Regions from separate parts of the Homo sapiens genome. Here all the other regions are linked to region 5. Evidence: chromatin loops called from intact Hi-C (ENCODE). Cell type or tissue: mammary epithelial cell. All regions are shown on one strand.

What was found. A loop is a pair of places that touch in the nucleus more often than their neighbours do. Peaks named below come from ENCODE experiments on the same cell type or tissue, not always from the same donor. Only the 100,000 strongest peaks of a DNase experiment are listed, where the experiment ranks them.
Region 1: it touches region 5 in a loop (2.1-fold over the local background); 3 of 110 quality-filtered maps call a loop at or near these places.
Region 2: a loop joins it to region 5, with 12 times the contacts of the local background. A loop is called at or near these places in 13 of 110 quality-filtered maps.
Region 3: a loop joins it to region 5, with 11 times the contacts of the local background. A loop is called at or near these places in 4 of 110 quality-filtered maps.
Region 4: it touches region 5 in a loop (11-fold over the local background); 10 of 110 quality-filtered maps call a loop at or near these places.
Region 6: it touches region 5 in a loop (13-fold over the local background); 3 of 110 quality-filtered maps call a loop at or near these places.

Annotation. Positions count from the first base shown.
Region 1 is chr11:119,531,890-119,536,889 of GRCh38, forward strand. No RefSeq gene overlaps it. Among named protein-coding and RNA genes, the nearest start is that of THY1, 110 kb to the left of the region's middle. RefSeq lists an enhancer at 1,768-2,297. In mammary epithelial cell, a CTCF peak has its summit at 2,132 (motif pointing left); a DNase peak (open chromatin) is centred at 2,152.
Region 2 is chr11:119,478,570-119,483,569 of GRCh38, forward strand. All of the region lies in intron 3 of USP2-AS1 (USP2 antisense RNA 1), which reads left to right. Among named protein-coding and RNA genes, the nearest start is that of THY1, 58 kb to the left of the region's middle. In mammary epithelial cell, CTCF peaks have their summits at 1,312 (motif pointing left) and 2,960 (motif pointing right); a DNase peak (open chromatin) is centred at 2,922.
Region 3 is chr11:119,738,807-119,743,806 of GRCh38, forward strand. NECTIN1-DT (NECTIN1 divergent transcript) reads left to right here. Exons shown (of 4, transcript NR_120587.1): 4 at 725-817. Among named protein-coding and RNA genes, the nearest start is that of NECTIN1-DT, 12 kb to the left of the region's middle. In mammary epithelial cell, a CTCF peak has its summit at 2,659 (motif pointing left); no DNase peak of the experiment used is centred here; H3K4me3 peaks cover 202 bases; H3K27me3 peaks cover 421 bases.
Region 4 is chr11:120,105,766-120,110,765 of GRCh38, forward strand. No RefSeq gene overlaps it. Among named protein-coding and RNA genes, the nearest start is that of TRIM29, 30 kb to the right of the region's middle. RefSeq lists an enhancer at 2,682-2,731. In mammary epithelial cell, a CTCF peak has its summit at 2,619 (motif pointing left); no DNase peak of the experiment used is centred here.
Region 5 is chr11:119,639,200-119,644,199 of GRCh38, forward strand. It overlaps LOC105369520 (a long non-coding RNA gene), which reads left to right. Exons shown (of 4, transcript XR_001748413.1): 4 at 297-418. It overlaps LOC124900303 (a long non-coding RNA gene), which reads left to right and starts at 2,833. Exons shown (of 2, transcript XR_007062919.1): 1 at 2,833-3,790. It also overlaps a transcript of NECTIN1 not described here. In mammary epithelial cell, a CTCF peak has its summit at 2,999 (motif pointing right); no DNase peak of the experiment used is centred here; H3K27me3 peaks cover 179 bases.
Region 6 is chr11:120,010,497-120,015,496 of GRCh38, forward strand. No RefSeq gene overlaps it. Among named protein-coding and RNA genes, the nearest start is that of LINC02744, 18 kb to the left of the region's middle. RefSeq lists an enhancer at 3,421-4,026. In mammary epithelial cell, a CTCF peak has its summit at 2,928; no DNase peak of the experiment used is centred here.

The sequences.
Region 1 (5,000 bases), 110 kb before region 5:
CAGCATCTGACACACTGAATAACTCACCTTTCAGGTGCACGCGAAGGCCTCAACCATCTGGAGAACACCTGCTGCAACAGGTAACACCCCCGTGTCCAGGCCCAAGGCCTTGTCCATTGCACACCCACAGCCCAGCCCTGTTTTCACTACCTTGATGGACAATTGTTGGAGTTAACTCTCCAACTATCCACGAACCCTGATCCATCCTGCTCACACACAGCAGTGAGCACATCGAAGCCATTTGTTCAATGTGACCCAACCCCCTGAATTGATGCTGGCTGGATTAGAAAAAGCACCTGAGCCAAGCTGGACCCATGAGAATTCAGTCTTTGGGGCACTGGAGTCAGGGCGCAGGGACAGTCTCTTCAGAGAGTTCTCTGTCTATTCCACATACATTTGGGAGCTGTGGGTGGTCACCTTGGGTCATGAGGTCTGCCCACAGAAAAAAATGAAGCAGGTGTGCAGGAGAGATGGTGACCTGGAATTCCCAGGGCCTGGTGGCTTTGCTGTCCTCAATCCTTCCTTGCTGAGGCTCCACCACACTCCTGCCTTTAGCTTCTACAAGACACTCCTAAGTTCTTTCAGTAAATTGCCTCTTTGGGCTGAAATGCTAGTTTGAGTGGGTGTCTGTAACTTGCAACCCCAGGATCTCAACCCCTCGCCACACTGTAAGTGATAAAAACATAGTGTAGTTGGGGCCCCAAGAGGACCAAAGCTAGGCACTTGCTGGGGACTTGCAGGAGGAACTGAGAAGGCCCTTGGAAACAGGTGAGAGAATGGAGGGACACCAGGTATATCTCTCCCTGGTAGGGGAGCTGTTGGGGTGGGGACCCCGGAGAGCTCATGAATGGGGCAGGTCTAGCAAAGGAGAGACCCTTTAGAGCACTGCTTCTCCTGTAGAATCAATGTCAACTTGTCAGTAAACGGACTGCTGATGCAGCAGGATCTTTAAGCCCAAGTCCCCACACTCTTTCCAGCATCCCACCTTCTGGCCAGACCCCCACTCCCACCCCCTGCCTCCATGGCTGTGTAATGCACCAGACTAGGAGTCTGAGACCTGAGTTTGAGCCCCAGTTCAGCCACTGATGGGCTGTGTGAGTTTGGGCAAGTAACCCCACCTCCCTGGGCCTTGGCCCCCTTATCCAAAACGTGGCCGCCATAATCTCCTTCTATTTTGCATGGCTCCTTCGAATTCTCCCTCCCTTCTCCGGTCCCTTCCTCCTTTGCCCCTTCCTTCTGCTTGGCACTTGCCTGCCCAGCAAGCCTCCCCTTCTGATCCATGCAGTTCAGTGCACTCCCATCCGCTTCCTACAGCTCAGGAAACTGTGAGGGCCAGGCACTGGTGTGTACGGTGCCTTTGAATCTTACTTTAGGTTAAGATGCTCACCCGGTCTCCCCTTTCAGAAGGAGACCCTCTGAGGGCAGAGATCTGGTCCTCTTCTCCTTCTTCTAGACCGCTCAGTGTGCCTGGAACAGGGCTGAGCCCACAGCAGGGTGCCTGGATGAGCCCTGCCCTGCCGGCCTGTTCCCTGACCTTTCCTCCAGCCCTTTCCCTTCCCCACCCCTGGCAGGGAGGATGCTCCAGAGCCCGCAGTCCAAACTAAGCCAGAGTTGGGGGTCCCCAGCCTCTCCAGAAAGCCAGCTCCAGCCATGGGAGGGGGCATTGCTGGCTGTTTCTTCCCCACAGGCCTGCTCTCCTCACCCCTGCACCCTTCTGTCTGGAGGGGAGGCAGTGTGCCTCACCTGAGCCAGTCACCACAGCCCCAGTGCAGCTGGCTCCTTCCCTTCCTCTCCCGCTCCCTGGCATGGACCAGCACACCGTTCTTCTCCCACCGCCCATCCTCAGTTGCCCCTCGCCTCCCCCCACCGCCTTCTGTTCCCATGCTGGCGTGTCTCCCCCCCCAGGCAGCTGGGAGCAGGGCGCCTTCGATTTCTCTATTCAGTCTGAGGCGTAGCAATTTTCTGCTCTCCCATAATTAGGGGAATTTTAAGCAAACTCCCCGACGGATGATTACAGCAGGTTCAATCCTGGCTCCTTTGATCAGGGAAGAATGAGGACGTTGTTGGAATATTCCTCAACCTGCTGGCCAGACAGGCTCTGCGGCGCACGCCCGGCTCTCGGGCTCCCCCTGGAGGGCTTTGAACTTGTGTCCTGGCGTCTGAGTGTCCCTGGGTGCTGGAGTCTCCCCAGGAGAGGACTGGGTCCAAATTCTGCTTCATGAAGGATTATCCCAGAGGTAGCTTCTCTAGCTTTGGGCCAATATCTGGGCTCAGAGCCAGAGTTGGAAGTGGTCTCTTGGGTAGGAAGGAAAGTTAAAGGGTCATGTAGGGCAGTCTCCCAGGGCTGCTGTGAATGGCCGTGCAGGCCATACACTGTGCCCTCTAGGGGACATTATTCTCCCTGTAGCTTGTGTGAATGGGACTCCTAGGGTTTGTGCAATGTCCAGCCTGCACAACACAACTGACAGCTTGAACCGCTTGAATGACTCCACTTTTCTAAAACGGCAGAAGAGCCTCCTCCTTAGGGTTGAAAGGGGCTCTCCTCTGTTTAGTCCATTTCCCTCGCCTGTTGTGCCTGCCCAAGGCAGTGTGGAAGAGAGAAAAAAGCATGGCCTTTGCAGCCACAGCCTAGAGGGGAATTCCAGTGTGAATGTTTCCTGGCCGTGTAACCTTGGGTTAGTTAATGAACCTCCCTGAACTTTAATATCAATCTTAAAGGACTGTTTTGAAGATTAAGTAAGAGATGGACTAAAACATTGCTTGGCCCTTATGAGTCCTCAATAAATATCACTCCCCTCTCCTTTCCCTGCCCACGTCACACTTTCCTCTTAAACATTTCATCTTCCCAGACAAACCCTTTCTCCTCTGTCTGCCCCAGTCCTGAGTCCCCCAAAGGCTGTGCCAGATAGCAGACTGCATAGCTATATATATATATATATTTTTTTTTTTTTTCTTTTTTAGACAGAGTCTTGTTCTGTCACCCAGGCTGGAGTGCAATGGCATGGTCTTGGCTCACTGCAACCTCTGCCTCCCGGGTTCAAACAATTCTCCTGCCTCAGCCTCCTGAGTAGCTGGGACTACAGGCGCACACCACCACACCCTGCTAATTTTTGTATTTTTGGTAGAGACGGGGTTTCGCTATGTTGGCCACGCTGGTCTCGAAATCCTGACCTCGTGATCTGCCCACTTCGACCTCCGAAAGTGTTGGGATGACAGGCGTGAGCCACCGCGCCTGGCCCAGACTGGGTATATTAATAGGCTGCTAATGTCTCTGGCATCCCCGAGCAGTGGTCCTGGCTTTTCCATAGGTTAATTAGGCCATATTTCAGGATAATTACGACTGTATATTCCTACACTAATTAAGTGGCTCTAAACCCTCTCCAGAATGCAGCTCTGTGAATCATAATTAAGCCTTACCACCAAGTTCCTCTGCCAGCCACGGAGCCCGGCGAGCAGCCTGTTGTCCCCACTCCCAGTCATGGGAAAGGCTGCGTCTGAACCATGGATTTGAAAAGGACCTATTTTCCCGGGATCAGGTCGAGATGATTCCCAATAAACATTGGATGAGGCTTTGCCCTGTTCCTCTTTTGTTTTCACAAGGAGAGAGAGGAATAGAAATACAGTGTTGATACAGGTTTATCTCCTTCTTCTCCCCGCTCTGTTGAGTAGATGTAAATGGATTCCCAGGGGATGCAGGTGGTCGGGGATGAGAAGGTGATGCATGCATGCCTAGGCATAGGGGTGCGTGTGTCAGACTTTGGTGAGTGTACGTGAGAATGTGTGTGCTATAGCTATTGTTCACTAGGGACTTATGTCTAATATTAGCCAGCCAAGTTCATGACTACCCAACAATGAAAACGCGTGTACCAGAAAACACCTGTTGGAGAGGGCTACATAGATCTTCTCATTCCCAGTTTTGTTCTTTAATTTTTTTTTCTTATTTTAGAGACAGAGTCTTTGTATTAGTCTGTTCCTCACACTGCCATAAAGAACGACTAGAGACTGAGTAATTTTTTTTTTAAAAAAAGGTTTAATTGGCTCACGGTTCTGCAGGCTGTACAGGAAGCATGGCTGGGGAAGCCTCTGGAAACTTTCAGTCATGGTGGAAGTGGAAGCAGGCATGTCTTACATGGCCAGAGCAGGAGAAGAGAGAAGAGGGGGAGGTGCCACACATTTTCAAACAATCAGATCTCATGGAAACTCACTATTACAAGAATAGCAAGGGGGAAATCCACCTCCGTGATCCAATCCCCTCCCACAGGCTCCTCTTTCAACATTGGGGATTATAATTTGACATGAGATTTGGGCAGGGACACAAATTCAAACCATATCCTGGTGGATAGTCTTGCTCTGTCAGTCAACCTGGAGTGCAATGGTGTGATCATAGCTCATTGCAGCCTTGGACTCCTGGGCCCAAGCAATCCTCTCACCTCAGCCTCCTGCATAGCTGGGACTACAGGAGCACACCATTGCACCTGGTTAATTTTTTTTTTCAGAGATGGGGTCTCACTACATTGCTCATGCTGGTCTTGAACTCTTGGTTTCAAGCAATCCTCCCGCCTTGGCCTCCCAAAGTGCTGAGATTACAGGTGTGAGCCACTGCACCTGACCTGTTTTGTCCTTAATGGACCTTGCAAATTAGGCTGTGCACAACCTGGTGTTGGCCAGCCCTTCTGGCTAATGTCAGGATTAGCCTGAATTATGGAGTTGTCAGAAGATCCAATTTTGAGTCTTGGCTCTACCACTTGCTGATTATGTTACCTTAAGGAAGTCATTTGGCCTCCTGAGCCTTAGCTTCTTATCTGGAAAATGAAAATATTACCAACTATCTCACAGAACTCCTGAGAAAATTAAATAAGACATGAGGATGGAGCCAGTGACCCCATGTGAGAAGGCAGTGAGTTCTGAGCTCTTCTTTCAGCCATGGAGAGGGGGCTCACGTGGAAAGGGCCACACTCCCTTCCGGGTCCTCTATCTGGTGGCTCTTAGTCCTGGTGTGT
Region 2 (5,000 bases), 160 kb before region 5:
CCACTTACCCAGTAATGGACACTTAGGTGGTTTCCCATCTTTTGAGATTGCTAACAATTCTGCTGTGAGCATCCCTGCATATGCAGCTGTGTCTGCATGCAAGTGTTTCTGAGACTGAATTCCCCAAGAGGAATTGCAGAGTGACAGGGAATGTGCATTTTAAAAGGTGATGGGTAGTAGGTAGGCATATTTTTAGGGTTTGTATCAAACTCCCATGGGAACCCCTGTATGTCCAGAGAGTGGGCGAACCGTGTTATGTGGGGAGCACAATGCTGGTGACCCAGGTCTCCACACTCTCAGGCTGTTGGGCCCACTTGACATGGGACCACTGCCCCCTGCCTCCCAGCACCTTTGCTTCCTTCCCGTGGGCCTGATGCTGCCTGGGAATCCTCCTGAATCTCCATAGCCCATTCATTTCCTCTTGCGGTGACATATCTGTTCTGTCCCTGTGCTCTTCCCTGGAGCCTCCATTTCTACTCTCAGCTGATGATGTCACTTCCTGTCTCACTGAGAAAATAGAAGCCACTGGGAGAGAATGTCCATGGTCCCCACCCCCACACCACACACCTGCTTGCATCTGCCTGGGTCTTCTGCTTCCTTCCTGGGCTGAGGCAACCCCTCCACTCTGTATGACCAGATCTTCAAAAAAATACTATTATTGAGATATAACTCATACTCCATGAAATTAACCCCTTTAAAGTGTACAATTTAGTGCTTTTTAGCGTGTTCACAGAGTTGTGTAACATTTACCGCCACCTAATTCCAGAACATTTTCATCCCCACGGGAAACCCCGTTCCTATTAGCAGTCAGTCCTCATTCCCCCTCCCTGGTCCCTGGAGACCACCGATCTATGCTGTCTCTGAAGAAATCTAGTCTCTCCAGACTCACCTGTTCTAGACATTTCATATAAATGGAGTCACACACCATGTGGTCTTTCGCTACTGGCTTCTTTCACTTGGCATTTTGTACTCACGGCTCATCCATGTTGTAGCCTGTATCAGAACTTTGTTCTTTTTTATGGCTGAATAATATTCCATTGGTCAGTTGATAGACATTGGTGTCGTTTCTACTTTTTGGCTCTTACAGACAATGTTGTTATGAATATTTGTGTGCATGTTTTTGTGTGGTTGTATGTTTCTGGTTCTCTTAGGTACATACTTAGGAGTAGAATTGCTGGGTCATATGGTAACTGCAGGTTTAACTTTTAGAAGAACTGCCAAACTGTTATCCAAAGTGGCTGTATCATTTTACATTCCCACCAGCAGGGCCTGGGGGTTCCAGTTTCTCCCCATTCTTGTGATTGCCTGGTGTTCCATTCTAGCCCTCTGGCGGCTGTGAAGTGCATCTCCTCTGGAAGCACAGTCAGATCTTCTCATCTGCTTGAGGACAGCACTCTCATATTTCTCCCTGACCTCTCCTTCAATACGTTTTTCCCTTTGTACCCCAATCACCCGTCAGCATGGAGGCAAGCTCGTATTTTTTCCCGCCTTGAAAAAACTCTCTTGACTCACGGCCCCTCCAGCTAGCTCCCCATCTCTCTTCTCTCTTTTACAGCAAAATCCCACAAAAGAATTGTCTCAACTTGTCTCTGATTTCTCTCTTTTCATTCTCCTTTGAACATACTCTTGTCAGACTTTTGTCCCCACTCTGACCACAATCAAGGTCACCAGTGACCTCTACATTGCTAACCCCAGGGGACCTTTCTCAGCCCTGACTTAAGGATCAGTGGCTTTTTACGTGGTTGGTCGCTTCCTCCTCTTTTCTGACTTGGGTTCCTGGGAGCCCCCCTTCCTGGTGTCCTCTCTTTCGCTGGCTCCTCCTTCTCATTCTCCCCAATTCCTCAACATCTTCCTGATCTGGAAATGTCAGAGGGCCCTGGGGCTCTCTCCTTGGTCCCTTCGCTCTGCTTTCAGAGTGTCTGATATCTCATCCGGTCTCACTCTGAATGTCACCCAAGTGCTGATGACTTGCGGATTGTAGCTCTAGGCAGGGCCTCTCCTCTGAGCTCCACACTCATTTATCAACAGCCCCCGTGACATTTCACCTGACAACTCTGACCGTCAATTCCCAAACGGAACTCCTGACTTCTCCCATTGAGCCTCAGCAAAAGACAGTACTGGGACAGCTTCTTTCTCTACCTAAGGCCAAGGCCTTGGCATCGTCCTTGACTCCTTTCTCTCTTACACCTGGGAGAATCCTGCCATTTTCACCTCCCCACTGTCTTTGCTACCCCAGGGCCAAGGTGCTTGGAGGTTGCAGTGGACTCCTAACTGATGTCTGTTTCCACCCTTGACCCCACGGTCTGTTCTCAACACAGTGCCCAGAGAGATCCTCTTAAAACACAAGCTAGTTACGCCATCCCCCTGCTCAGAGCCCGGCCATGAAGCCCCATGTCATGGAGGCAAAGCCCTCGCCATGGCCCACAGGGTCCTTCAGGGTCTGCCCCCACCCCTGCCCTCTCCAGCCTCCACATAATCCTCAGGGCCTTTTTCTGTTCTTCAGACCCTCCAGGCAGGCCTCGGGCCTTCGCGCTTGCTGTGCCTGCTCTCTGGGATGCCCTAGCTCAGAAGTCTGCTCAACTCTCTCCTCGTCTCCTCCCAGGCTTTACGCAAATGTCACTGCCTGGGTGAGACCGTGTCTGGCCACTTTGTGTAAAACCACAGCCTCCCTGACACTACTCACCGCTTCCGGCTTTATTTTTCTCCTGGGTGCTCATCCCTCTAATACACCGTCTGTTTTACGTGTTGACCTTACTTATGCATTACCTCTTTCCCCCATTAGGATGTAATCTCTGCAAGGGCAGGGCTTTTAGTCTGTTTCTTCACTACTGTATACCCAACCTCTAACATCACTCCTGTCCCAAGGGAGGTGCTGAGTCAATATTTGCTGGATGCCTGATTCAAGGCCTGCGGTCTGGAAGTTCTCCGATGGTGGAGCGGCCCCTACGGCCACGCCGCGGTCGGCCAGGAGGTGGCGCTGTGACTGCAGAAATGGCGGGCTCCGGCTGCCCGGCCTCTTCTCAGGAATGAATGCACCTGGGACTTCCCGCTTCGGAGGCAACGCGCTGCGGGTGGGGGGCGCGGAGGTACGGCCGTGTGCGCCCCCAGGTCAACCTGCTGCCTTTCTCATCTCTGGCAGGACTCCGGGGAACCTGTGCTTATTTCTGGGCTGGTGAGGGTCACCAACACCACCCTGATCCCAGGCCCGGTGACGTCTGTCCGGGGCAGCCTCTGGAAGCCGAGTGGATTTGGTTGGACGCCCGAGTCTTTCCTGGGCCCTGGGACAGGGGTGAGGTTTCCGTGCCCGCCTGCTCTTGCTCTCAGCCATGGGACCTGTCCTGCCCTGGCCTGCATCCAGCTCTGAGCCTCCTCAGCAGCCAGGAGAGGCCCTCGGCTCAGGGCTCCTCACAGCTGGCTTTTGGAGGTGCCAGCGAGGATGCTGCCGTTCCTGGCCCTGCTACTTGTCGGCTGGGTGACCTTGGGCAAGTGCTGAGCCTCAGTGTTGTCATCTGTTCGATGGGAGAGACACGCCTGCCTTGATGGTAGTGGGGAAGGTTAGATACTTGTAAAATCCCATTTGGTTCTGGGCAGGTGCGGAGCAGGTGCCCTTGGCCAGTGCCAGCTCCCATTGAGGCAGTGGGCAGTGCCAGGGCTGGCTGGGCGTTGGGGTCCGACCCAAGGGGCTGCCCCAGGCCCCGCATGTTCATGCATTCACTCCGACACCTGTGCAACGTGGCTCTCAAGGGCCTGGTGCTGTGTAGGGGATTGGGGGAACCATAGGGATGAAAAAGACTTTGCCCCTGCATTCCAGAAGCTGAGAACTAATGGGAGAGACAGGAATAATCCTACGTGAAACAAAGTTAAATAACAAAGATGAGACAAAGCACAAGAGGTGTGGGCAGGCTGCCGGTGATAAATGCCCAGCGAGCAGGACAGATAGGAAGTGCTTCCAGCCCCGCCAGAGAAGCAGTGGGCTGTGTGGTCCAGGGAGGTCACTGCCAGGCTTGGGGCCAGGAGGCAGGCAGAGGTCATGGCCGTGGCTGTGGAGGTAACCAGCCTGCAATGAGGCCCGCTGCGCCTCTTTCCCCCACTGATGTCCTCTCCCCATGGCCTGGTCTTGGGCTGGTTTCCAGAGGCTGCTCCTGACTGTGATCCAGGGTTCAGGCTTTTGAAAGGAAGGGTGGGCTGGAGGGTGTCTGCCGCCTGCCTGGGACTGGGACTGGGGCTGGCACCAGCCGAGGCCCCCTGGAATCTGACCTGGCCCTTGACCAGAGAAGGTTCCAGGGATGGTGCTGTGCATGGACATCGCAGAGCGGGAAGGTGCCCTGAGCCAAGGGCACCTGGACCCACTGAGCATTGGTTGGGGTGGGGATGGGGGAGCTCGTACCACTGGGATGGGAGGTCCTCCCCTGGGAACAGGGGTCAGTTAGGACACTTCTGCTGGACTCTGAAGATGGGGAGCATGATGACGGACGTCACCACCCTGCCCGCAAAGTCCTAGTGTAACTTCTGGGAAACAAAACTGCCAAGAGCCTGTGAAAGCCGCTACATCTAGGGGATGAGAAAAAATGCAGAGGTCGTGGGCACAGTTTCCTGGTGAGACCTCCAGCACCATGTCCAATCAACCTGTGGCCCACTTTCCTCCAATGCATTTTCCAGGTTATGCCCAGGCAGGAAGCTGTCAGGATCTTGGGTTAGCATGGGATGAGTCTTGGGGAGGGTGGAATGGCTCCAACACCCTCCAACCCTTCGCCTTCACAGACCTGTGGCTACCATCCCTGCCAACATCAGTGCAGTGCCCAGCCTGCAGCCAACTTCCTGTGCCAAATCTTAGACCTGCTGCCTCCACCCTTCTCCCCACCTTCCCCCCTCTTTTACCTTGGTCCTGTCAGTTTCCCCGAGGGGGAGATTGAGACAGCTGGGAAGGACCCAGGAGCCCGGGATGCTTCTCATCACCAGAGATCCTGTCCTGCCAATGCTCGCCCCTCCAAGCAGCTGTC
Region 3 (5,000 bases), 100 kb after region 5:
TTAAACCCAGGTGCACACACAAGAGCTCGACTCTTCCGCAAACTGACACATACACTTCCGTGTACACAAACAAGCTCACTCTCAAAGACGTGCAGGTTGCCATAATGTGTTTTCCCATTTGCACCTACACACAATCACCACCGCAATAATAATAATAGCAAAACCAGGGTGGATGATTGCTTCATATTTTTCAAAGGGCTTTCAGGCCTGTAATCTCATTTGATCCTCGCAGCAGCCCTGTGAGACGGGTGGGTGGAGCAGGCATTATTACCCCAGGTTTATGGTTGAAGAAACAGAAGCTAGAGGGGTGAAGTTCGCCATCTGGGAGGCGGCCTGAAACTCAGATCTGACTTCTTGGTAGTGAGCTTCCCATGCCTATTTGACAACTTCCAGCCCTCACTACAGAAAGCAGCAGCCAGGGCAGGGGCCTGCTAGATTCTTGATTCCTGGTCAAAACATTTCCCTGAGTCAACCCCAGCTGAGAAGTGGGAATTGGAGGCTGATAAAGGGAAACCGCCATCATTAGAAATCCCATAAATTCTCATTTACAACTCCCTGCCAGATGAAAGGAGCAATTGACTGCGTTGGAGGGAAAAGCAAATACCGATTTCCTTTAGGACTGCCCAGCCTCAGACAGCTGGTCCTGGAAGGTCCTGAGGGTGGGGGGATCCTGTTCCATCAGGGCTGTCCTCAACTCTGTGCACTTTCTCTCCCCTCTGTCTAGGTCCACGTGTGGGTCCTTAAGCCCCTTGAGGAAAAGGGAGGAGAAAAGGACAAAGAAGGCTCTCCCTTTCCCTTGGATCCCCTTCTACTCCCACATGCCTAGTGGGAGCCTCCCTCTTCTGCTTGAGCCTTCAGGACAGGTTCAGGACCCTGTCTCCTACCTGGCTGGGCCAGAAATGAGGAACATGTTGCAAGCCTTCCTCCACCTGACTTGCCAAGTCCATACAGGCTGGGGCCTTAGATCCAACAACTTAGAAAGGTAATGAGGGCAGCTTCCTTCAAAGGGCCATGTTCAGTGGGGAGGTTGCCTGATGATGAATGGAGAAGTGGAGTGATGGCCCCTTAATCTACTTCTGATGCTGCTGCTTCACTCTGGTTTCATCATTATTTTGTGGCTTAGTTTCTCTATCTGCAAAATGGGAATAGTAACACCAAACTTATAGTGCTACTGTGAGGTGTGTAAAGTCCACGGCACAATGCCTGGTACAATGCTGGGCCCCACAGGGTCAGGCCCTGTTGCCTGCCTGGGCAGCTTCTGGAGGAATGCCTCGGCTGCCAGGGCTGGAGGGGTGGTGTGGCAAGAGATGCCTCCCCAGCCTCCTGGGTGTGCCAGCTCTGGCTGGGAGGGAGGGGCAGGGAGGGGACATCTGTTTGACACTCTTATCAGCATCCATTACCTGGTGTGTATTTTCCCAGGAGCTGATTACATTACAGCATGTGTTGATAAACATTTGGAGTCGGAGTACAGAGGAAACTGAGCAGAATGTTAAGCGGGTGGTGCTTTGGTCAGGAGATGCAGAGAAAGGGCTGGCTGTGATGAGCTGGGAGTGGTGATGAGGGCCCCAATCTGGAGGCTTCTTCACCTGCCCAGCCCCTTTCTCTTTCTGATCTCCCTCCACCCTACTGCTCTGGCCCTAGCAGGGCATCCAGACGTGGTCCTAGAGGCAGGCTGTTATAGCAGAAGAGGTATGGGACTTGGGCCTGAGGCGGTTATGGGGTCCAGTCCCAGCTCTGTCATAAACTGGCTCTTGGCACTCTGGGCCAGTCTCTTACTTCCCTGGGCCTCAATGTCCTGCTCTGTAAAGTAGGCTTAACATCCGCTCCACAGGGTGGACCGAAGATTAAAGGAGTAACCATGCACCATGCCCCGCACATAGAATTAAGCGCTTTGTCTCCAGGCTCTTTTCCTGTGGTCCCCAGTTTACCCCCGAAAAATGGTCAGTCTTGCCTTGACTGTGCCTCAGATGTTAGACTACTGCTTTTATTTCAATTTTGAACTAAGAGGAAGTGATTTATGTTCTTCATAAGGCAAACACCCCTACTTCCAACCCTAGTTAGGGCTGGAGCAGGTAACCCAGGGCGAGGGTTGACTCTTCTCCCCTTTTTCTACACCTGTGCACGTGCAAGACAGCTGTAGCTAGGGAATTATTTGTGTAGTTATCTGCCTGATGTCTTTCCCCCACTAGTCCATAAACTCCCTGAGGACAGGTCACAATTGAGTGTCTGAAGTCCAGCCCAGGGCCTGGCACTGGCGGGAATGAATGACTCTCCCCCATCTGATTGGTCTGGCGCAGAATGGTCAAGATAACCCATCTCGGGGTTCTGTGCTGTCGAATTCCACGGTTGTTTCTGAACTTAGCGCACCGGGTATACCTCTCGCTTGGCCTTTGCCATAGATGACCTTGGATTCACTTTTCCTGTGGGGTATCTCTCTAGTCTCTCTGAGGTTTGGGCATTTAGACCTTCAAGAGAAGGATGTGCACCTGTCCCTCTGTCCGACTGTCCAATTTAGTGGGCATGGACAAATGCACGAATGAATGAGACTGCGGGAATGCTGCCCCCACCTCCTCTCCGCCTCCCCACCTCGCCTCCAGGTACCCTGGGCGCCTGGGACCCTGCGGGGCCTCCTGGAGGCGGGACGGGCACGGCGCCACCTAGCGGTCGTGGGCCGCGGAGAGAGCGTCCCTGTCCTTCCCCGTGTGGGACCTGCAACCGCCCCATAGCGCAGAGTCCGGGAGGCTCCAGCCACCGCCTCTGTCGGCCCCATTCTCTAGGTCCACAGAGGGTAGAGACACTCGGGGGAACGTACTTTTACTGGGGTACGGGGAGCCCTGCCCCACGGCTGTCAGCTCGGGTCGGGCGCGCCGGGTGCCCAGGAGGCAGCCTCCCACCCTCCCCCGCACACGTCGTTCCAGTCCCTCCGCCACAAAGAGACCATTGATTGGGAAGAGCGGCCGGGTTGTGGTAGGAAGGCTGGTGGGGACACGCACGCACACACACGCGCGCACACAGAGGCATACACACACACAGAGGCACACACGCACACACAGAGGCACACGCACACACAGGCACACACACACAGAGGCACACACAGGCACACACACACAGAGGCACACACACACACAGAGGCACACACAGGCATACACACACAGAGGCATACAGGCACACACACCCAGAGGCACACACATGCGCACACACAGAGGTGCACACACCCAGAAGCACAAGCACACATATACAGAGGCACACACACACAGAGGCACACACACGCACAGAGGCACACACAGAGGCGCACACACACACACAGAGGCACACACAGGCACACGCGCACACACACACAGAGGCACACACACATGCACACGCGCACACACACACAGAGGCACACACAGGCACACGCGCACACACAGGTACACACAGAGGTACACGCACACATATACAGAGGCACGCGCACACGCACATGCACACACAGAGGCACACACAGGTACACCCCGCCTCCTGCCGCGCCTGACACTCCGCAGGGCCCGGGGGTGGGTGGGCAGGGGTGCGAGGGGGCGTGGGGCTGGGCGCGCCGGCCTGGGGGGAAAGCCCCGCCTCCCGGATGTCGTCTCTTCGCCCCCTACTAGCTCTTGTCTCCTCCCCAACCCCTCGCCCCACCCCCTGCCTAATTTTTGCCAGTGGATCATCGGCCTTTGGATGAATCCGCAGCAAATGGCTCATTCGGGGCGGGCCCGCCTCCCCATCCCCCCAGTGTGCGGTCTCCTCTCCCCAGCAAAGATGTTCGGTGGCACTTACGGCCCCTTTTTAACACCAGGCGAAGCCAATATTGTTAGGAAGGAAGAACTGCTGTGGCAGCTGCTGCAAAGACAAATCATATGCAGTAATGCATCACGGGCTGAGGGAGGGTCTGAGTGTGCGGCAGGGCAGCGCGGGCTTATCAGCGCGGAATGGCTAATGGGGGCGCGGCTCCCAGCGGAAGGAGGGCTGGAAACTGTGCGCGGTGCGGCGAGGAGAGGAGAAGGCCAGGGCAGGAGAGTTTAGGCAGCAAGGATTTTCGCAATCTCTCTTCTTATCCTACCCCTAAAAGGAAGCTGCTTGGACCTGAAGGTGGAGCTGAATTTGAGCCTTTGCTGGAGGTGGGGTGCCCGGCCCTTCTACAAACGCCTGCTTGATTCCCTCCGTGATGGGCAAAGGCCTTCCCTCCCACAACACCTGAATTCTGGGCACCCTGATCTTTGGAGGCCAGGACTTTCCTAGGTTCCCTATCAGTCCACGCACATCAGAAGTAGAACGAACACCCTACTATCTAACCCGTTCCTGGCTCCTGCCCCCAGCCCTGCCTCGTAGCTGGCCTGTGGTGGGTGGGGTGTGGCTGGCAGTTGGTACCCGTTAAAAGAGAGCTAGGAGTGATATCTACTTGGTACCTCCCTCAAAGCTCCCGCTCGCCACCTGGATGCCTGTATGCACACAGGAATTGGCTGGGGGCCGGGGAGAGCATGGGTGGGGGTGCTGGTTTGCTTGGTTTATAACACTTCTTCTTGCTCCTCAATGCCAGGGCAGAGAGTGTGCCCCTGTACATGCATCCTTATTTGTGGGCAAGGCTCCGTCCATGCAGGTGCCTGGAGATGTGGGTTTACTCACACATTCCCAGGCTCTCAGGGTTGGAAGGGACTTTGGAAGAGGCCTTCCCCCTCCTCCCTCACCTGTTCTGCCATATCCATGCCAAATGCTCATCTGGATTCTGCTTGATCACTCCCAGTGACTGGAAGCTCACTTCTTCCCCAGGCAGCCCATCTCTGCTGACTGCTGGAATACTGAGCTGGAAACTGTGCCAGCAACCTGGACAATTCCCCACCCCCTATCCCATCTGCATGAAAACGGGACCAGGACAAGATGCCAAAAACACAGCACCCTAAGATAGTTACAGCTCATGCTTACAGAATACCTCCTTAGCCAGGCACTGTACTAAGTGCTTTACGTATCTTGACTCTCATAATCTTCAT
Region 4 (5,000 bases), 470 kb after region 5:
TCCTCCTGCAGTCTGGCTTTCCTGCCAGATGCAGCCCAGAGGACCCATGACTGCATGGCCACCAGGGAAGGAGGGACCCAGACACCAGAGCCAGGTGGCCTCGAGGAGCTAAGCAGGCCCTCCCTGAAATGCCAGGGATTAGATTCTGCCATCACCACCAGCAACAAAAGCAGCAGTCAGGGAAGAAGTGCCTGAGGCAGGGAAAGGACCCTGTGTCCTGCTCTCCACCATGCATCAGGCACCTATTTATCAAGTGATGATGCACCAGGCACTGTGAAACACTTACTTGCCTCCTTTCATTTGATCCTCTTACAAACCCATACGGTCACTATGATTAGCCCTATTTGGCAGATGAGAAAACTGAGGGTAAGGAAGCGTAAGTAGCTTCTTCTATTGACCCAGCCAAGTCAGGTCAGGTACAGAGTGGCACATTGCCTCTCTCAGAGAGGCACAGACAGAGGATGATCTCTGGGACTGTATCATCCCCCAAGAGTGTTCCCTGCTTCCACACCCACCTCATGGCAGTTCCGCCCCCCTCAGCCCATGGCAGCTGTGCTGCAGTCTCCCTCTCTGGCATTAGTGCTCCTGCAACAGGGACCTACTCTCCAACTCCCCTCCTCCACTCACTGGCCCTTAGCTCTCAACTGTTTCCTAAACCCTGCATCCTCTGCACATCCTGCTTGTGTCTTTGCTTGCTCCTGCACCTGCAATGCCACCAGCGTCTCCACCTGCCACAGTCGGTCCCATCAATGATGTCTCAAGCCACCAGTATAGCGCACCTGGGCCTCCACTCTTGCTTCACCTCGGTTCATTCCTGAGTCCTCTTCTTAGAGCACTGATCTGATTACTCACCCTCCCATGGAGGTGGTCACTGTGTTTACGGTAAAGCTCAGCCCCTATGTAGCCCGGCATGATCCTGCCCTGCCTTTCTCACACATGCAGAACTCACTCAGGTCCCCCCAGATCTTCTCAACTCACTCTCAGCACAGCTGTCCCCTCCTCAGGGGACATGCCTCCTCATCACCGTTTTGGGCCCTGCACGCTCTGATCACCTTCTGGATCAGCTCACAGGCCCAGTCTTGTGAATTCATGCAGAGAGGCAGCTTGTGTCTCCTATATCTTGTGCTTAGATCTTGGTCCAACACAAAAATCTGAATGAATGCAGGCCTCCCCCGAGCCACGCCTCCATTCCTGCTCCTCATCAGGTATCTGTGCACCTCTCTCCCCCCTAGGCCTGTACAATGCCCCCAGTCTTGGGCTCAGGTCACCTAGTGCAGTCCCCACTCCAGGCAGGTCCACACCTGAACCATCAAAGACCCACACCTCACCCTCAAAGAATATGCCGCCTCCTTCTCAGACAAGCTCTCAGGGCTCCACCTTCCACAGCCAGATCTGAATCCTGCAAGTTACCAATCCGTAACAGGGTTTGCAGCCCCTCAATTCAGCCAGTTCAGGATCTTAACATGATAATGGGACCAACCTCAGAAAAATGCAGAATTTGCTAACCAGAGCCAACCTCAAGGCCAACGAGGAAACACGTTATATGTCCACTTGGGATGAATGTATTGATAACGATAAGCCCGGCCAAAGACCTCTCCTCCCTCCCTCACCTGGCTCCCTGTCCTTCCTGGGGAGCTTCAGGGATCCCAGGCACCATCCTCATCCGCTGGGTTGAGGTCACCCATCCACTGCCACATCTTGCAAGAGAGTCTGTTGGTTCCCAAGTTTCCTCACCCCCTCCCCACTCCTTTGCCTCTTCTTAGCCTCTGCCTTGGCAAGGTGATGAATTAGGAGCCAGGAGTTGGCACATTCACCAAGCAATTAGTGTTTATCTTCCTTGTTTCTGTGGCTGAACAACAGATCATTTTCAACCTTAATAGTCAATACTCAGAAAGATAAAACTGTCTGGGTCACTCTTGGGAGGTGATTTGAGGGTTTGGTGGGAAAGGGAGGTGGGATATGAGATGGCCCTGCCTCAGCCATCCAGCCCCCGCCCCTCTGGACAGGCATTCCTGGGGTCCCACCTGTTACCCTTCTGACCTCTCTCCATGGTCCATCAGGAGGCAGGGACAAAGGTCCCCATGTCGTAGCCGGGACACGGAAGGGGGACAAGAGTCAAGCAGCTTGGCAGTTCGCAGCCCCTCAGTGTCCCCTCCCCCTTGGACTTTGAGGACTCTGGCTTTCTGTCTCACTCTTCACCAAGAGCTGCCTTGGGTAGAGCCCTGTCCGACTCATGCAAGCCCTCTTTGGGGGCTGCAAAACTGAGCCTTCTGTGCCCACCCAGCCCCCTCCTCAGGCCAGCTACCTGCAGAGGGAACCCAAAGGTGGCACCCACATAAGGGAAGCCTGCCCCTTCTGCAGAATTCCATGCCAGGTTAGGCAAGGTCTGGTGGGGTGAGCAGTAAGCCCCTATCTGCTGCTCAGACCAGGGGACTGCTGTCCTGGGGTCATATATTCTACAGGCTAGGACAGAAGGGCCTACTCAGCTAATACAGAAGTGGGGGAAGGAGGAGAGAGAGAGAGGCTCACCTTGTAGAAGGGCCCTGGGACCCAGTCCTGACGGCCCGGGCTGGGGCAGGAGTTTGGCGCCCACTCACTGCAGTGAAATGCTGTCACCTGCTGGCCGTGCCTCAGAACTGCAGGAGCCCTGGTGCGGGTCCTAGGGCTGGGCCCAGCAGCTTCCACCCTGTGACTCTCCACCAAGTGCAGAAGGCCAAAAAGAGGGGAAATCAAGCTTCATCCCAGGTTGAAATGTCGTCATTGTCTTTGTTGTTAATTCCACAATAATAATAGTATAATCTCTCAACTGTTGGGCCCTTGCTAAACCAGGTTCTTTGCAGTTTTTTGTTGCTCACAGCAGTCCTTTAAGATGTTATCCCCACTGAAGCTCAGACAGAGTGGGCAGCTTGGCCCTGGTCTTACAGCTGATGGGCAGTGCAGCCAGGATTCTGGCCCTGACAGTGTGGCTCCAGCTCCACACAGTGCCCTCAGAAGCCTATGCCTCAGCTCTCCACACAATGAAATGTACCAGGCACCCATTATTGGATGCCTTCCAGCTCCCCTTTTGATTTTTTCACCTTCCTCTCCCACTTCCTCTTCCCAGTTAACTGCTTCTTAGCCTCCAAGGCCCGCCCACGTGCCAGGCACTGTTCTAGGACAACATGATGGAATAACCCCTGCTATCACGGAGTCCACATTCCAGCAGGTCCTGAGGCCCAGAGCAGAGCTCAGAAGCTCCTGCGTCTCCAGCCTTCCCCCGTCCTGGACAGAGAAGGCTTCTCAGATGGGGACCCATGCCCCTGACAGGGTCTAAAGGAAAGGAGAGGCACGGGGCTGGGTACAGGGAGCCTTGGAGATTTGGGAGTCCAACCTGCCTGCCTATCAGCCCAGGTCTGATGGTGGATTCCCAACCTGACACCAAGCTCAATGTTCCTGTCCCTTCCAACCCTCCTTTTGCTGTGGTCTCCACCTCACAGGCTGTTGGAGCTGGGAAAGAACCCCAGAAATGATCCAATGAATACACCTCATTTTGTAGATGGAGAAGGTCAGACCCAGAAAGGGCAAGCAATTAGCCCAGATCACACAGCCAAGCAACAGAGCCTGGATGAGACTCAGGGCTCCCAACTACCCTGCCAGAGCTCCCTGCTGAGCCCCTCTGCTGCCTCCCTCCTCGCTGGTCTGCCAGGGGGCTACCCACACCTCTGAGAATCACCCAACGCCCAGAGCTGGGAGAGGGCAGGAGACAAGGGAGCATGGGCCAGGACTGTCTGGGTCTGAGAGGAACAGAAGTGGATATAGAGCCTTGCCCCCCTCCTTCCTCCCTAATAGGAGGATTAAACCTCCTATTCTCACTCATGCTGGGGACAGAGGCATTCTCAAGAACTGGGAAGAAAGGATTTCCCTGATTGCTTTATAATCACAGCTCAGACGATAATGGACCTGGTGGGGATTGATGGGGAGAGTGTGATGCTCAGCGACGTCCCCGCCCAGTTCCCAGCACAGCCCTGGGCCTCCTGACACAGCGGTCTTCCCAACATCCCACCAGCCAGCCTCTGTGCAGCAGGTGCAGCCCCTGGTGCAGCCCAGGCATGGGACAGGCAAGGGCCTGGCTGCCCCCACAGGGGAATTTAGCCAGACCTGGTGTCCCATCCAGTTCCCCTTCTCTGGAGCTGGTAGGCTTAGGGCAGGGCCTGGAGAACTGGGAGCCTCTCGTGGCCAGGGTCTTTCTGAGAGTCCGGGCATCTCTGGAGCCCAGGAATGGGTCCTTATCACCATCACAACCCCAGGGTCCTCAAGAAGGGCCAGGAGGCTGCAGGGCACGGTGCCCACAGAGGTGGACCTGCTGGGGCACCACGTAGGGAACCAGCACCCAGGGCAGGGGGCTGTAGGGAGCAGCAACTAACCCCAGGGACACTCTGCAGTCCCAGCTCCCAAGGGAGAACACCACCCAGGTGGCCAAAGCATGTGGGTCCAACTTGTGGTCTCTCTTCTTGACAGTGCTGGAAGGTCCTCCATGGACACACTTGGCCCCTTCTCCTTCCTTTCCTTTCTCACCCTTACCCTCCTGTCTCCCCCTTCTCTCTCTTCTCTGCCATTTCTCCCTCACTTTCTCAATCCCAAGAGCCCCTTCGTGGCAAGCCTGGCTGCTTGGCTCCTAAAGCTCCCTGGCCCAGCAGCGTGGAGAGGAGGAAGGAAGAGTGTTGTCCCTCCACGATGGACCAGCAGCCAGCTTGCTTAGGGACTTTTACTAGGACAGAGGGACTGCTCCCCTGATGTCATCAGGCCCCTGGTGGGGAGCAGAGTGAGGAAGAACAGTGAGAACAGAGGGGCCCGGGTGTCCCTGCCACACCAGGAAAAAGAATGTGGTTGTTTGACACCCTCTTCCCTCTCTACCATCATGCCTCCTCCTGGCTTGCTCACCTCTTCCAGGAAGACTTCCCTGACTCTCCTTCCAGGCTTCTCTGAGTTTCCAGGGACTGGAAGGCCTTTTCCCTTTCCTC
Region 5 (5,000 bases):
CATGATGCAAGATTTTAAAGATGAAAATCAACGTAAAAATCCGTGATGAACAAAACGTCCACATTGTAAGTAAAGACAGGATCCATCACAGTGGTGTGCTGGGTGTCTGATGCGAAAGGAAAAGTCAGTTATTCTAATCCTGTCTTTATTTACAATGTGGACGTTTTGTTCATCATGGGTTTTTGCTTTCATTTTGATTTTTTTAAAATATCACATTAAAATATGATTTATCCTGATGGTTGAGGGTTTTGGCTCCCCCCATATACTTTGTGCCTCTCTCTCCTCTCTGGTCCTAGGTCTGCCCTCACCCCTTGTCAACGGCTGGGAGCACGTAAACTCTTGCAAATTATTTAACCTCTCTGTGCCTCAGTTTCCTCACTATAAATCGTGGATGGTAATCATGCACCTGCTCCTCTGAGCTGCTGTGAGGATAAAATGCATCTTTATGAAGCCCTTTTGAACTGGGGCGGTGCCTGGCACGTAGCAATCACCACTCAGGAGGGTCAGCTCTTCCTGCCAAAGGGTTAGTTCCTGGTCCCCCAGGGTGGGGAGGCCCTAGAAAGGCCCTGAGCTTTCACAAGTTTAGGTGCTTTAAGTCTGGGGCTCCCAGGGTGCTGGGGAGCAGACCAGTGGGAGTTTAGTGGGCAGAGTCCTGCCTGGCTCACCCGGCCCCATCCGTCTCCGGTGGGCTCTTCTGCTGCCGGTTGTACAGGAAGAAGACAGTGAGCACAGCAACTAGGATGAGGAACACGGCCACGGTGCCCGCCAGGAGCCTGGCTGCACTTCCCAGACCCCTCTGGGGGCGGGGCTTTTCTGGAAACAAAAGACAGGGAAGAGGATTAGAGAGAGAAACTCAAGTGACCCAAAGAGAGTCAGAGATGTGAGAGAGTCAGACCCTGAGGCAGTACTCTGCCTTTGACATTGCACCCCCAGCTCCCCTCCCCATGGTGCTCCAGTTCTAGGAGGGGCTCCCAGCCGGTGTGGGATGGAGGCTCCTCCTCTAGTTCCCTATGACCCTGTAACCCCACACCCTGCTCTGATCCTGGGATCTGGGGCATGGAGGTAGAACAAGGGTGAGGGTATCTCCTGGACAGGCAGCAGGTGCTGAGATGGGGTCCCCACCCCGTCATTCCATTTCTGGCCCTGCAGGGAAGATTCCTGTTGAGGAGTTTAACTTCTTTCCCCTCCCTGTGCAATTAAACAAGCAAATGAACTAATGGGTGCTTCACCCTCCCAGCTTGGGACAGAGGGTGAGGATCAGGAGGGAAAGGCAGGAGCTGGGAGGGTCGATGAAGAAGGGGCACCTGGGGGTGCCTCCCGGGAAACCAAGCCTCTTCAGTACAGATAGGTGAAAAGCCCAGAGGGCTGTGGTCTAAGGTGAGGGGGCTGAGCCCACCTTCTGGACCCACCTGGTCATGGACCCAGAAGATTGCTGGGCTTGTCGAGGTATTTCACAGTCTGAGCTGGAGACACTGGTCTGTCCCTGAAGCCCAGGAGGCTGCAGAGACTGACCCTGTGGCCAGGGGCACATGCTGCTTCTCAGCGATCCAGGCTTGGCTGTGAAGCCACAGCTGGCCCTTCCAGTTCCTCCTTCTGCTGGGCTCGATTTCTCACCTCTGACCTTTACGACCCCAGCGTGGAGTGGGGGGTAGGGACTAAGGAGAAAATCACACACTTATGTACTCCTTCCTCTCCACTACCATATTACATATAATTAAACACGGAGAGCACCTGAATAGAGATGCCAAATTGCAGTTTGCAGTAAACATCATGGAGCCAATTTTCCTAAAGTGGAATTGACAAGTCCCTTCCACTCACTCACTCACTTACTCACTCACTCCCTCCTCATTCACTCACTCACTTTCTGTCTCTCTCCCCTTCTCTCTGCTCCATTCCAGTGCCCGGAAGGAGGGGGTATCTTGCTCCCAGTAAATTTGCAACCCCTCTCTGGCCTGTCTGCAAAGGCTCTGGCCCCAGCATCCATCCATCCACAGCTGGTGGCTGTGGCCGCCTTTGGAAGGCAGTTTCCCGTGTTGTCCAGGCTGGTCTCAAACTCCTGAGCTCAAGTGATCCTCCCGCCTCAGCTTCCCAAAGTGCTAGGATTACAAGCATGAGCCACCGTGCCTAGCTCCAGAGTGATCGTTCTAAACTACAAATCAGATCAGGCCACCTCCCTACTTAAGTTCCTCCAAGAGTTCCTCCAACAGTTTGTGGCCTTTATCAAAGCGTTAAGGGCTGAGGCCTTTCACGACCTGGTTCCTGGAGGAAACGCCATGCCGCCCCCAGCCTGGACCACTTGCAGCTCCCAGACAGGGAGCCCCTGCTTCCTCTCATCCTCAGGTAGCTAGTAGGAGCCACTCTGTCTGCCAGGGTCTCTCTTTCTTCCCCTTCTTTGCCAGGCCAATCCAGCCTGCAGGTTTAAGCTGGACGTGCTTCCTCCAGAGAGCCCTCCCTGCCTCCTCCACTGGAATGGGGTTCCTCCTCTGGACTTCCCCTGCACTCTCTTTCAGTCTCTTTTCTTTTCTTTTTCTTTTTTTTTTTTAGACGGAGTCTCACTCTGTCGCCCAGGCTGGAGTGCAGTGGCGCGATCTCGGCTCACTGCAAGCTCTGCCTCCCGGGTTCATGCCATTCTCCTGCCTCAGCCTCCCGAGTAGCTGGGACTACAGGGACCCGCCACCAGGCCCGGCTAATTTTTTTTTTTTTGTATTTTTAGTAGAGATGGGGTTTCACCATGTTAGCCAGGATGATCTCGATCTCCTGACCTCGTGATCCGCCTGCCTTGGCCTCCCAAAGTGCTGGGATTACAGGCGTGAGTCACCGTGCCTGGCTTCTTTCAGTCTCTTTTCTACAGACTGTGATTGCACGTCTGACTTGTCTCCCCAGCCCTGCACAGTGCCTGGCATGCAGAAGTGCTCAGTAAGTGTGGTGAATGAATGAAGGCTTGCCTGAATGTGTAGTGGGCAGTTCTGGGAGAGGGTCCACCGGGCGGGCCTCTGGAATCTCACCTTCCACTAGGGGGAGCTCTCACCTTGAGTCCAGCCACCACCACGCTGGATGCTACGAATTCAGTTTCCCTGGACACAACTCAAACCTATATCCCCTTTTCTTCTCAGCACAGCTGAGGCAGGCTGGCATTTCCAGAGGGCTAGGGTGGGAGGGGGAGCAGTAGGGAAATGAACACATACCCTGTCCGGCTCACAGAGTTCAGGTTTCTCTTCTACCACGGTTGGCCCCACATGGAATCCGAACAGGAGGAAGAGACAGGTTCAGGACAAAAGGCTGGGATTTCAGCCCTTACTCCCTGCCTCCAGGAAACTTCTCTCAGAGGCTTTCACCCATCATCCCCTCATGGACTCTGCAGCCACTTTGCCAAGAGAGGGTGGCAGCTGTCTCTATAAGGGCCCTTTCATCATCCTTACAGTGCAAACAAAAACACAGCCATCCCTCGGCATCTCTGGGGGATTGGATCCAGGACCCCTAGCGAATAGCAAAATCCAAGCATGCTCAAAAGTCCCTTATATAAAATGGTGTAGTATTTGCCTATAACCTATACACATCCTCCCATATACTTTAAATCAGCTCTAGATTACTCATAATACCTGGTACAATGTAAATGCTGTGTAAATGGTTGTAATACTGCATTATTTAGGAATAACAAGAAAAAGGTGTACATGTTCAGTGCTGACACTACTCTCCATTTTCTTTTTTTCTGAGTATTTTTGATCTGCAGTTGGTTGACTCCACGGATGCAGAACCCATGGATGGATACAGAGGGTTGACTGTATAAGAAGTGAGTCTGTGAATGCACTCGTGTGGGCATTAGGAAAACCAAAGGCTAAACAGGGTGGGATGTGGTGGGCAAGGCCTCACACGTGCCAGGGCCACAGTGGATAACTCTGATTTTGTTCCCTCCAAATTGCCCTCACTCCCTGTCCCACCCTCTCAATATCTGAGTGCAACTTCCATTGTCACCATGGGCCTTGCCTGATGCACCTGGAGGGTCGCACCCTGGTGGAAGAAATACTAGTGGAGAGAAAATGAGATGTGGGGACAAGAAAAGGGAAATCCAAGGAGGAGAAATTGGCCTCAAGTCTCTGGCATGCAAGGCACTGTGCCAGGTGCCTTTGCTGATTTGGGGCATATTTGATCCTCGTATTGAGCCTGCAAAATGAGATAATGTTATCCCTGATGAGCAAGATAAAGCTCAGAGAGGTTAAGTAATTCGTTCAGGATCGTCCAGATAGTCAGTGGCTGAGGGCACTGGGATCTGCGCCTGTGTGCTGTTCTCCCTGCCTCAGGCTGTGGGGTCTTAGTATTTCTCATCCCTCACTTGGCATGGGCCTGCCATCCCCCTTTTCATCCCTTATCAGACATAGCCCTGCCTACCCCCTCCCTGAATAGGGGGGCCCTGGTTGCTTTGTCTCTGAGCCTCCCCTTGACAGCTGTGAGGAAGGGGCCTGGTGCTGGCCCCAGCCAGAACCCTGGCATTGAGCCCCCAGACACTCTCTGGTTACACCGTGACAAATTGGTTCCCCCGCTCCCAGCTCCGCAGGCTTGAGGGCAGGCCCAGTCACCTGCAGGCAGCTGGGTCTGGCTGTGAGCCGGGAGAGCTGGAATCAGTGTCGGGGGGTGGGGGTGGGGCCTCCAGGGAGCACTTATTGCCCACCAGGCTCCGGGCTGGACCCTGTCCTTGCAATGATCCTGGGAGGTTGGCTATGTGCCTCTTGCTGTACTGCAAAAGGGCAGAGCAGTCAAGTCAGCAGTCCAGGTCCCACAGCTAGGGCCGCCACAGCTGGACTTGGGTCCAGTTGACCACTGAAGTCTCTGTCCTGTTAGTCATCAGGGCCTGGGCTCCTCTCAATGGCTTCCCTGGGAGAGCCCGCACTCGGTCCTGGCTCACGCCGCAAGGATGGCCTCTGGGGGTCACACCAGTGACACTCCCTGGGCCTCAGTTCTCTCACCTGTCACATGGTGACAGTGCATCTGGTTTTCCTGTCCCT
Region 6 (5,000 bases), 370 kb after region 5:
AGGCACAAGTCTCATCTCCTCCTCTGGAAAAGCCTGCCCTACACGTTCAGTCCCGATAAGTTCTCCACCTCACCCCTCTAATTTTCTATTAACCCCACCCCGCCCACACATACGCAGCCTTTTCACCCCTTCTGCCTTTTCAGCGTCCTTCACACTACTGAATCTCTGGCTTCCACCTCTGCCATTAGGAAGCTCTTCCTCCTCTTGCTCTCCACTTTCTCTTGCAAGTTGACCCAGCTTTCTCTGGAAGCCTCTGCACAGGCTACCTGGGCAGGCCCCAGCATCTGCACATGCTTCACTGCAGCCCTCTGGGCTCCTTTATGAATGTCATTAAGTCTCTTTCTGGTGTTTCTTCCAGCCTGCCTTAATCTGAGGGCCCCACACGAGCCGGCTCAGGCCTCCTCTTCCTTCGTACCTCCCTCGAAGCCTGGGATTCTGGGCAGTGAGTGCTCCAGCAGCTGACTGACTCCCATGGGTCTGAACACCACCAGCCAGACAAGGCTTTCAGCGCTAAATGACATACTTTGGGGGCAGCAGCTATGATGTCACCTTTATAAACCCACATGCTGGACTCGGAGCTGTCATATTGTCTACTAAATCCCTCAGAAGGAGGAAGTCTGAATCGAGATGGATTTCAAATGTTCGTTTCCAGTCAAACGGACTTAAAACTGTGCATGTGAGGAGGAGTTCAAGGAAGTCAGCCTTGTTCTCCTGGAGGAGAAGCCTCGGGGTTTCATGCTAGTCGCCTTTCAGCAGGAGCCAGGCTGTCGTGGAGGGGAGAGCTGAGACTCCATCCTGTTGCTCCATGGGGTAAAAGCAGAGCCAGTTGTTATCAACCCAATGTGGACAGACTCCAGCTCAACAGAAGAAAAGCCAGGGACCTTGAGACCCTCTGAGCATCCTGTAGCTGTAAGGGTATAAGTGAAACGTTGCCCAACTTGTAGAGGAGATTTAAACATGGAAAGGGGAGAGAAGAAGGCATTGGAGGGGAGAGAAATGAGAGTGGACCAGATGGCCTTCAAACTCTTTCTAGCCCTGAAGAATCTGACCATTACTATAGAAAGAAAATGGCGCAAAACAGCAAGAGACTTCAAAGCCCCTGAGAACAATTGTCCTAATGATGGAAGTCTGGAGAGGACTCCAGAAGTCATTTTCTACAATCTCCCCATCCCCAGGCAGCCTTGCCCCACTGTGCATTTATCACCAGCCCAGAGATTTCCACTGGAGCTAGCTGGAATTTCTACAAGGCAGCAGCCAGAGGTGGTGGTGGGCTCTGTGGCAGCAGGTGGAGAGGAAAGGCTCTTTCTGGGCTGAGCATCAAGCTGGAAAAAACATTGCTGAAGACCCCACCACCAGCCCTCAGGTCTATTGCAGATGCACCTCTCTGTGCTGGAGGGAGAGAGCTTGGCGAGGGAGCTCAGTTGGAAGCGGTGAAACAAGCATCATTCTATTGTTGAGCTGCCTCGCCAGCTGCTGACAAGGGAGGCTTTGCAGACAGACTGAACCTATGGAGAGATGAAAGTCGCTCAGATATAGACACACACACTCCCAGAGTTTCCTGTGCTTAAGCTGTTTGGAAGCTCTTGTCATACGCACCTCGAGCAAAGAGAAAGGAGGCGAGCGGGAATGACTGCTGGAAGTTGAGCATGTTTCCCCAACGCTGGCGCTGCTCTGTAATTCTCCTCCTTCACTAAGGAAGCTTTCTTTCAAAATAATTGGGGAGTGGCATGACTCACAATCACAGTGCCTTCACTCCCCGAGGAACAAGAAGTTAATGGGCTTGCTGTAGGGTGACTAGGGGAATTTGCCCCTCGGTGGGGATCTTCCCAGACCCCCCGGGGACTGCCGCGTGCTAGCTAATGTGGGCCAGCACCAGTGTGAGGCCAGCCCTCTGAGCCTTGGAAGCATCTGGTGAGCTTTGTGCTCTCTGTGCAAGTGGTTGGCATCCTATAGGCATAACCGTAGGCTTTCAGAGTGGGCACAGGCCAAATGTCCTCCCCATGGTGGAGATTAACCGGGCTGGGATCCCATTACAGGAGAGTCTGTGATGCTAGTTAACTCATGCTGGTTCATCTGCTCATCTTGGCTCTGCTGTCACCTTCTCAGCCCCCTCCCTGTCTCCCTTAATTTGATCATCTTGGCCCCCTCCCCTGTCGGGGCTAGAGGCTGCCCCAGGTCCCCATCCTCCCAGACTTACCTTCATCTCTGCTGATCACACAGCACACTCTGTGTCTTTTTATTTTCCTGCCTCATCCAGTAGGTTCTGAGATCCTTGAGGGTCCTCTCCACACTTTGTTAAACCAAGAATACAAATTGCTCAAAAGCAGGGCAGGGCTGGGTCCAGGGTGAGCAAGGAAGGCATCCAGGGTGCAAAATTCAAGGAGATACACACTCTCGGGCTTCCACAAGCCCAGGTGGGCCCCTGAGAATGAATGCCTCCTGAAAACACTGGAAAACACCAGGTTGGGCTCACTGGAGTCCTGGCCCTGGGGCACGGAAAAGGAAAGAATATTAATTGTTAAAAACCAACCATGTAGAGACACTACACTATTTCACTGATCCTCAAAGTAATCCTGTAGAATAGGTACTGACAGCTTCATTTACACATAAAGAAAATGAAGCTCGGTACAGTTTTGCACCTTGACAATAGTCCCAGAACTAATATCACAGACCCGGAACAAACCCCAATCTTCCTAACGCGGAGGCGCATCAGACTGCCTCCAGCAACCGTCCGCAGCTGCTGTCCCATGTCAGAGAAGAGTGCCTCTGAACGGGTGTCCTCTGAGGGGACAAAGGGCTTGGCCTCCTGGACATGAGGGTAGGTGGAGCTCTGCCCAATGCCCCCAAATCCTGACTCGGCAGGTGTGGCTGGGCCTGGGAATATCTGTGTTTGCCAAGGTCCCTAGGAGGCGCCCATGCACCGTCTGGTGGTGGGGACGCTGCACTGCACCAACTTCCATGTAGGGCCAGAAAGTCCTCCCTTAGGGCCACCCTAACTCACAGGCCTTTCACTGCAGCCCCTCCCCTCTCACCCAGGCCTCCGCGGAGTCCCCCTGCAGGAGCTTCCTGCCCGGGGCTGTGCCGGCTGCCAAGTTGTGCTGCTGCCGGTGCTCGGATGGACCCCGGGGAGCAGCAGCCACTGCTCAGAGCAGTCTGTTTTGCCTGTTGCCGGAGGCTGGGGGGTGCAGGAGCAGCCCTGGAGGGGCTTGGCACTATCAGTGGCGGAGGGGTCTGTGTAGACTCAGAGACAGATGTGGCAGGCAAAGATGGGGGACTTTGTCAGCAGCCCTACTAAGCCTAGATAGTTCTGCGTCCCCAGGCCCCACCCCCCGGCTCCTGCCTTTACTCCTACACCCCCTTTCCACCAGCATCACCACTGAGGGGGGCAGCCCAGCCGGCTTCGGCACCAGACAGGCAACGGCAGGAAGCACAGAGGAAACACCAAGGGAGAACAGGTACCCAGGGCAGCCGGAGTGGGCCTCGCACACCCCCACAAGCAGAGTCCCTGCAGCAGCAGAGCCGTCGGTGGCATCAGGGCGGCCAGCTGTGCCCCAGGTTTCCAGAGTGGAGAGGAAGGGACCCCACACTCGGGATGGGCTCCAGGGTGCTGCGAGCAGCGGGTGGCCCCGCTTGGAGCCAATCTGCCTACCTGGAGCAACCTGCCTACCAAAGACCAGAGTCCCACCCAGGAAATCAGGCCCCAGAGAGGATGTACCCGCACCCTGCCAGCTGCTGCCACACTCATCACCTCTCTCTTGTGACTTAAGTCTTCAGGCCGCAGTTCTCAGCGCCCTTCCTGCCCCACAGGCTGCCTCCAGCCCAAACTACACAGCTTCCAGAAAGCGTTCTCCTGCCCAGACCCCTGCCCCTTTGAACACAGGACAACCCCTCACCTGGCATCCCCGGGCACCCATGATCTGGCCCAGATCTCCTGGAGGGTTCACCACTGATCCTCCAACACAGCCACATCTTCCCATCTCCCGCCTACCTCCCCTGCCTCTTGGTTCTGCTCTTCATCTGCCCACATCTGACATATCTTCAGGATCCATTTCAAATCCTGCCTCTCCTCCTCTTCCTTCTCTTATCCCCTAAACCTTTGGCCTCCTGGAGCCCTTTGCCTGTGGCATTTGCATCACTCCCCATATACCCCAGACTAATCTATGAATTCCTTAAGGGCAGAGACAGAGCTGTCCTCAGCATTGTGCTTCCCTACACACACCAGCCTCTGCCATGCCCACAGCTCCTCCCACACACATAAAGCCATCAAGCCTCTTTCTTCAGAGGACCTCCACAGGCAGGAAGTCCTGCCTCATATCCAGCCCAATTCCACCCTGCTCAGGGCTCATTTTCATTCCTCAGTGAAGATGGAGAGCAGTGGATTATCTTCCCCTAAATAATAACCCTTCCTAGGCTTTCACACTATTATTAAATCACCTTTAAGCCACCTTTCTTCTTCAGGCTAAAGAATCCCAGTACTTTTCATGTTCCTTCAGAACGTGACTCTCTGCCCTGTAATTAGCTTGGCAATACTTTTGAATTCTCCCCAACTTCTCCACACCCAGAAAGAAGAAGTGCCTTGAGAGGGGACCAAAAGGAACTGTGTGGAGGGTCTACGATGTTCCAGGGATCACCCCTACTACATTTAATCCTTCTAGCTTGCTGCTCTTCACCCCAATTTACAGATGAGGAAACAGAGGCTCAATATGCTCAGCAGGGCTTCTCAACGTTAGCTGACATGTTGGTTCAGATGATTCTTTGTTGAGCAGGCGCTGGCTATGCCTTGTAGGACGTTTAGCAGCATTCCTGACCTCTACCCACTTGATGACAGCAGTAACTACCCCCCCCCCCACAACACACACACACAGTTGTGACTACTAAATATGTCTGCAGACATTGCCAAATGCCTTCTGAGTGTGAAATCACCTCCAGCTGAAAACCACTGGGTTAAAGGAATTTTGCAGAAATCAATCAACTTGTAAGTAACAGACACTAAATTCAGA